Regions from separate parts of the Homo sapiens genome. Here region 1 is linked to region 2. The links are chromatin contacts, found by Hi-C in ENCODE. All regions are on one chromosome and are shown on one strand. Each heading gives the region's core, a stretch centred on a gene start or an enhancer-like site at or near the end of the contact. The rest is flanking DNA. Distances are from core to core; before and after follow the strand shown.

Evidence for each region. Hi-C counts contacts between places; a loop is a spot of excess contacts on that map. Pooled maps may share reads with other maps.
Region 1: a pooled map shows a loop between it and region 2 (12-fold over the local background). The contact joins the promoter of ADIRF-AS1 here to the promoter of NOC3L in region 2. A Hi-C loop is called at or near these places in 2 of 50 pooled maps.

Annotation. Positions count from the first base shown.
Region 1 is chr10:86,969,847-86,972,546 of GRCh38, forward strand. ADIRF-AS1 (ADIRF antisense RNA 1) reads right to left here and starts at 1,394. Exons shown (of 2, transcript NR_170185.1): 1 at 1-1,394. ADIRF (adipogenesis regulatory factor) reads left to right here. Exons shown (of 3, transcript NM_006829.3): 2 at 354-416; 3 at 630-1,069. The coding sequence ends at 736. It overlaps LOC124902474, which reads left to right and starts at 1,559. Exons shown (of 3, transcript XM_047426123.1): 1 at 1,559-1,718. The coding sequence starts at 1,559. It overlaps AGAP11 (ArfGAP with GTPase domain, ankyrin repeat and PH domain 11), which reads left to right and starts at 490. Exons shown (of 11, transcript NR_171046.1): 1 at 490-1,069. RefSeq lists enhancers at 1-335, 336-1,087, 924-2,123 and a silencer at 1,322-1,871.
Region 2 is chr10:94,361,450-94,364,260 of GRCh38, forward strand. NOC3L (NOC3 like DNA replication regulator) reads right to left here and starts at 1,490. Exons shown (of 21, transcript NM_022451.11): 1 at 1,381-1,490; 2 at 216-423. The coding sequence starts at 1,389. RefSeq lists an enhancer at 1,164-1,423 and a silencer at 1,564-1,693.

The sequences.
Region 1 (2,700 bases), core at 144-2,643, 7.4 Mb before region 2:
GCGCCATCACCAGCATTAGCCAACAGTCCAGATGCTAGCTGCAGCCTGGCCCTGCCCTGCCTTCCTTCCTCTGTCCAACATTTTCTCAGTAGCCCTGGAGATGGAAAGGGAAGCTCCTCCCCCACAGAGAAGGAGCTCAGAGTTAGAAATAAACAAAAACATCCCAGAGGCATGGAAAGGTCTCCTGCCCCTCGGGCTGGGGGGCCCTGGGCCAGGGACTTTATCTCCATGGCATCCATCCCTTGGACCTGTACCACCGAATACTCTGGAGGACACAGAGGCATGGCAATGGTGGGGCACCTGTAGTCGGTGGTGCCTCAACAGGGGCTAAAAGCCACATCTCTCTGTTCCAGTGTCAGCGGCCGGAGCGGCAGCTCAGCAAGTGGTGGACCAGGCCACAGAGGCGGGGCAGAAAGGTCTGGTGGGGCTGGAGGGAGGCGGGCAACCCCAGCACACCTCCCACTCCCCGCCCCATCCCGGCTGGGGCCCAGGCACATCCTCTCCTCTGCAGAGCCCTCTGTCCACAATGCCCCAAGCAGGTCCCCCGGGAGACCCAGGCCAGGCTAAGCCTACAGGCACTGTGGTTCCCGGGCCCTGCCTGACCTGCCCTCTCTCCCGCCCTTCCCCAGCCATGGACCAGCTGGCCAAGACCACCCAGGAAACCATCGACAAGACTGCTAACCAGGCCTCTGACACCTTCTCTGGGATTGGGAAAAAATTCGGCCTCCTGAAATGACAGCAGGGAGACTTGGGTCGGCCTCCTGAAATGACAGCAGGGAGACTTGGGTGACCCCCCTTCCAGGCGCCATCTAGCACAGCCTGGCCCTGATCTCCGGGCAGCCACCACCTCCTCGGTCTGCCCCCTCATTAAAATTCACGTTCCCACCCTGTGTCCACTTCATGATTCCTCGCAAGCTGGGCCCAGTCCTCTCATCCCAAGAGCAGAGCCACCGTAGCCGGAGTCCTAGCCTCCCAAATTCGGAAATCCAATCCAACGGTCTCAGGAATGTTTTCCATCCCGCCACGCGCCTCCCGAAGCTCCCAGACCGGAGGCTCAGCCCCCATCTCGGTTAGTGCCCCTCTCCCGCCCGACTTTAGAGCCAGCCCCTGCCCCTTATTCCCTGCCCCAGGATCCCGGCCCCTCCTGGGAGCTGGGCTGGACTCGGTCCTCAGATCCTCGGAAGGCTCAGCTCTGGGCGGGGCAAGGGACCTTGCAAGTCGGGGGGGCCTCGGGAACTTCTCTCCGCCAGCTGCGACTGGAGGCTGGGAACAGGGGAGACGACCCAGGGCCACGGCCCCTCAGGACTTCAGGCGGCCGGAGGTTGTGGGGACGAAGCGGAGTCGGGAGCCGGGCTTCCGGCCCTCACTACCCCGTCTCGGCCCGCGGGTTGCCTGCGTGCCCGCCCCACCCAGCGGTGAGTCATGGGGCAGGGCCCGCGGGAAGCTTTGTTGAGTGGGGCGCTGCCGCCCGGCGGGGTCCCGCCCCGCCACTCCCCGGGGAGGGGCTTCGGGGCACGGGGCCGTGCACGTGAGAACGAAGCACGGTTGTGGGGGGGGCATGCACGTGCGCGCTCGCGTGCGGGAGACCCCTCCCTTCCACACCACTTCCTTTCGGGACAAACCGGTAACCTCCGGCCCTGGAAGGTTTTGTCTAGTGGGTTCCGGATGGACTGGTGTTCCCAGCACCCCCCCGGCACGTGTCCACGCGTGTGGCCCCGGTACGGTGTATGCCTTGCCAGTAGGTGACTCAACGTGGCACTGGTTGAGCGCCGGATGAGGCCTGGCCCTGGCGCGGGGCGTGGGCTGCTGCGGCCCTTTCCTCCCCGCGCCCCTCACGCCCCAGCGGGCCCCTAGCGGTTCCCGTCCACCCGCTCCATGTCTTTACCCCGGTACTACCTCCACCTGCAGTCGCCTCCTCCTGCGCGCCAGTGGCCTCTGCGTTTCTGTTGAAAGGTACCGACTACGCGGTGCTTCCCAGTTCTGAGGCGATTTAGTCAGCGGACTCAAGGCGCGCTCCCTGCCTTCCCCGGCCTCCCAGCAGGGGACGAAGTCCCCAACCTGGCTGCCAGTCCAGATGCTGCAGTACAGGTCTGCCTAGGAGGCCGTTCCCTTCTCCAGTCTGAGATCTCCCTCGCGGGGCACGTGTCTACCACCCTTAACCCAGGGCTGCCCTGGTTCCACTATCGGTTACATGTTGCTGACTGTCCCCAAAAGGTTTCTTTGTAGAATGTGGGAAAGTCCTTGAAGAGACACCCGGAGCAGTGTCAGGGGCGCTTCCAGGAGCCCCTGCCTCCAGGAGCAGGTCCTAGGGTCTGGAGAGCCGGCCTCAGGGCCACTCCAGGAGGCTGGTGGGGCTGGACTGGCAGAGCCCAGCATCCTTCTGGTGTGCATCATTCCCCTATGACTCAGGGATGAATCCCAAGGGACTTTTCACTTGTTCTCCTTGTGAGTGATCGCCTTAAGTGCGACCCAGGTGCGGCCAAGGAGAGAGATCAGGCCTGAGGCCAGGAGTCTTCTAGAAAAGGCTTTTCTTGTCTTGAAGGCGGGGCATGGTGGCTCAGCCTGTAATCCCAGCACTTTGGGAGGCTGAGGCGGGAGAATGACTTGAGACCGGGAGGTCGAGGACCGCTGCACTCAGTCTGGGCAACAGAGTGAGACCCTGTCTCAGAAAAAAAAAAAAAAGCCGCCCTTCATCTTCCT
Region 2 (2,811 bases), core at 240-2,739:
AGAAGCTTGAATGAATACTGTATTGAAATGTTTTCTCATACTGACTGTGATAAAGCATATATGCTTTATAGCAGTCCTATAGGACTACTATCCTTACCCACTCTAGGAAGATCTGAGAACAAGAAAAGCGATTACTAGAAAGCAAAGTTATTTCCATGAAGAACACTTCAGAATAAATCAATGGAAACCAGAGCACATGATGTTTTCACAATTACCTGGTCGCTTTTCCTTTGGGTTCTCCAATGGAATGGGTTTCTTAGACACAGCATCTTTCACAGCTTGCCTTAGTTTCCTCTGTTCTTTTCGGTACTTCTTGAGAGTGCTTTGTTGTTTAAACTGCTTATTTTTTAGCTTGTTTTCAAGTTTGACTTTACTAGTTTTTATTAACTTGCGAAAGCTTGGGATCTGTTTTTTATTTCTTCTCTAGAAAATAACAGAAAGAATACTGCATACCCAGAAACTTATTTTTTAAATCAGGTTAAAGAGAACTGATTACAAATTTCATTAGACCAATTCCACAATTTCAATGTCCCACAGCCACAGACTTGCATATAAAAGCTAAAACCAAACGATGGCTTTAATCCTACAGAAGAGCGCTACAGCATCAGTTATTCAATCCCAATTCACAGCAATTCAAAGGGTTCTACGATCCCCAAACAGGTTAAGAACCACTGATCTAGTAGTGGTAAGTGGCTATTCAAGGCTAGTTTAACACACCTGTAGTTTAACACATTCAAAGCAAAATGCTGGCTGTCTTTAATAAAACTTACATTTATCTACGATTTTATTACTTACAAAGTGCTCCAACAAATCACCTCTAACAGCCTAGTTGAGTACTGACTGCTGTTATCCTCACATTACTGATGAAGCTGCCAAAAGACCCATAAACTAAGGAGGGCAAAACTGAATTCGGATCTTTGGATTCCACTTCTCTTGCTGGTGACTCATTCAGAAATCCCAAAGTTAGTCCTGAACCCCAGGACTACCTCTTATTTTCTGGGAGAACCAGGACAAATCACTTGCTTTTCTATCTCTTTACCCTTCATGGGTACCGTGACTCACATTATAAACTCGCTGAGGGTAGGACCCTGCTTCTCATTTGTGAAAAACGAGTTCGAAAGACGGTCTTGAAAAATTCCTTCAAAGTATGAAATCCCACGCATGCAAAACTCCGTGCCTGTCTCTTCGTGATACTCTGAAGTGGTGCGCGCACACAGTGGGTAACCAAGGATGAGCTCGGTGTAAGGAATGGAAAGCCCCCAGTCTAAACCACCGCCCCCTAGACACGGGTGAAAACCTGCCTAAAAGCTAACTCAGGCAGTGACTCTATCACCCGAAGGGGCCCTAGGCCGCGGCGACCGGGCTTTTGAGGACACTTACCGCCTTCATCCTTAGGCCTTAAATGAATGCCGGCCAGACAAGTTCACCAGAAGCAGGGTTACTACAGAAATCCCGGGGAATGACACACGTGCCGAAGTCCCTACACTACCAGAGCCGGAAACGGCCTTCAGTCCCTCCCAATCCTCCGCCGCCGGAAGTGAGGGCGGGACTTCCGTAGACAGGTTCGGGCTCGCGCCCTCTCGCGGTGACTGTCTCGCGGCCCTGGACCGGTTGCCCCCCGGCGTGCGCGCGCGGACTGGCACGAGGGAAGCCCCGAGGGCGTCGGTGCCAAAGGCGGGAAGCCGGGCGGGAGGGGCGCATTTTGCAAGGTTATCTGAGTATGATTCTTTGACTCTCGCCCTATTTATTTCTTTTAAAACCTTGGGGAAATCGGGCTCCTCCTCTCAGAATGAGAGGACTTGGTTTTTTCGGTCACCTCATTGCATTTTGTGCCTCTCCTCACGTTGCTTATCTCATGCTGTTATAGATACTGATTTTCGTAGTCTTTTTCCTCCATACAGTCCTGAGGGCAGAAAGAAGCTTATTTTTTGTGTGTAATGCCTGCCCCTCGACGGACATTCTGGCCGTGTTTGTAGCATGGCGAATGATTTCTCATCAGCCTTGGTCACTTAAAAGTCTGTGATTCTTAGTGTTTTATTTTGCATTTTTTTTTTGCTTTAATTTTTAACCATTAGCTGATAAAGAACTGTATCCATGGCTGGGTGCGGTGGTTCACGCTTGTAATCCCAGCACTTAGGGAGGCAGAGGCGGGTGGATCACCTGAGTTCCAGGAGTTCGAGACCAGCCTGGCCAACATGGTGAAACCCTGTCTCTACTAAAAATACAAAAATCAGCCAGACATGGTGGCGTGCGCCTGTAATCCTAGCTACTCGGGAGGCTGAGGCAGGAGAATCGCTTGAACCCAGGAGGCAGAGGTTGCAGTGAGTCGAGATCACACCACTGCACTCCAGCCTGGGTGACAGAGCAAGACTGTCTAAAAAATAAAAATAAAAATAAAAAACTGTATCTGCATTTCAGTATCTTACAACTTTGGGTAAATTCTGTCTGCTTAGTAATTTCACCAAAGTCGTTTTTTGTTTTTGTTTTTTGAGACGGAGTCTTGCTCTGGCGCCCAGGCTGGAGTGCAGTGGCGCAATCTGGGCTCATTGCAAGCTCTGCCTTCTGGGTTCACGCCATTCTCCTGCCTCAGCCTCCCGAGTAACTGGAACTACAGGCGCCCGCCACCACGCCCAGCTAATTTTTTTTGTATTTTTAGTAGAGACGGGGTTTCACCGTGTTAGCCAGGATGGTCTCGATCTCCTGACCTCGTGATTCGCCCACCTTGGCCTCCCAAAGTGCTGGGATAACAGGCATGAGCCACCGCGCCCCGCCTAAAGTCGTTCATTTTTACAGGAAGTTTTATGGATTGCA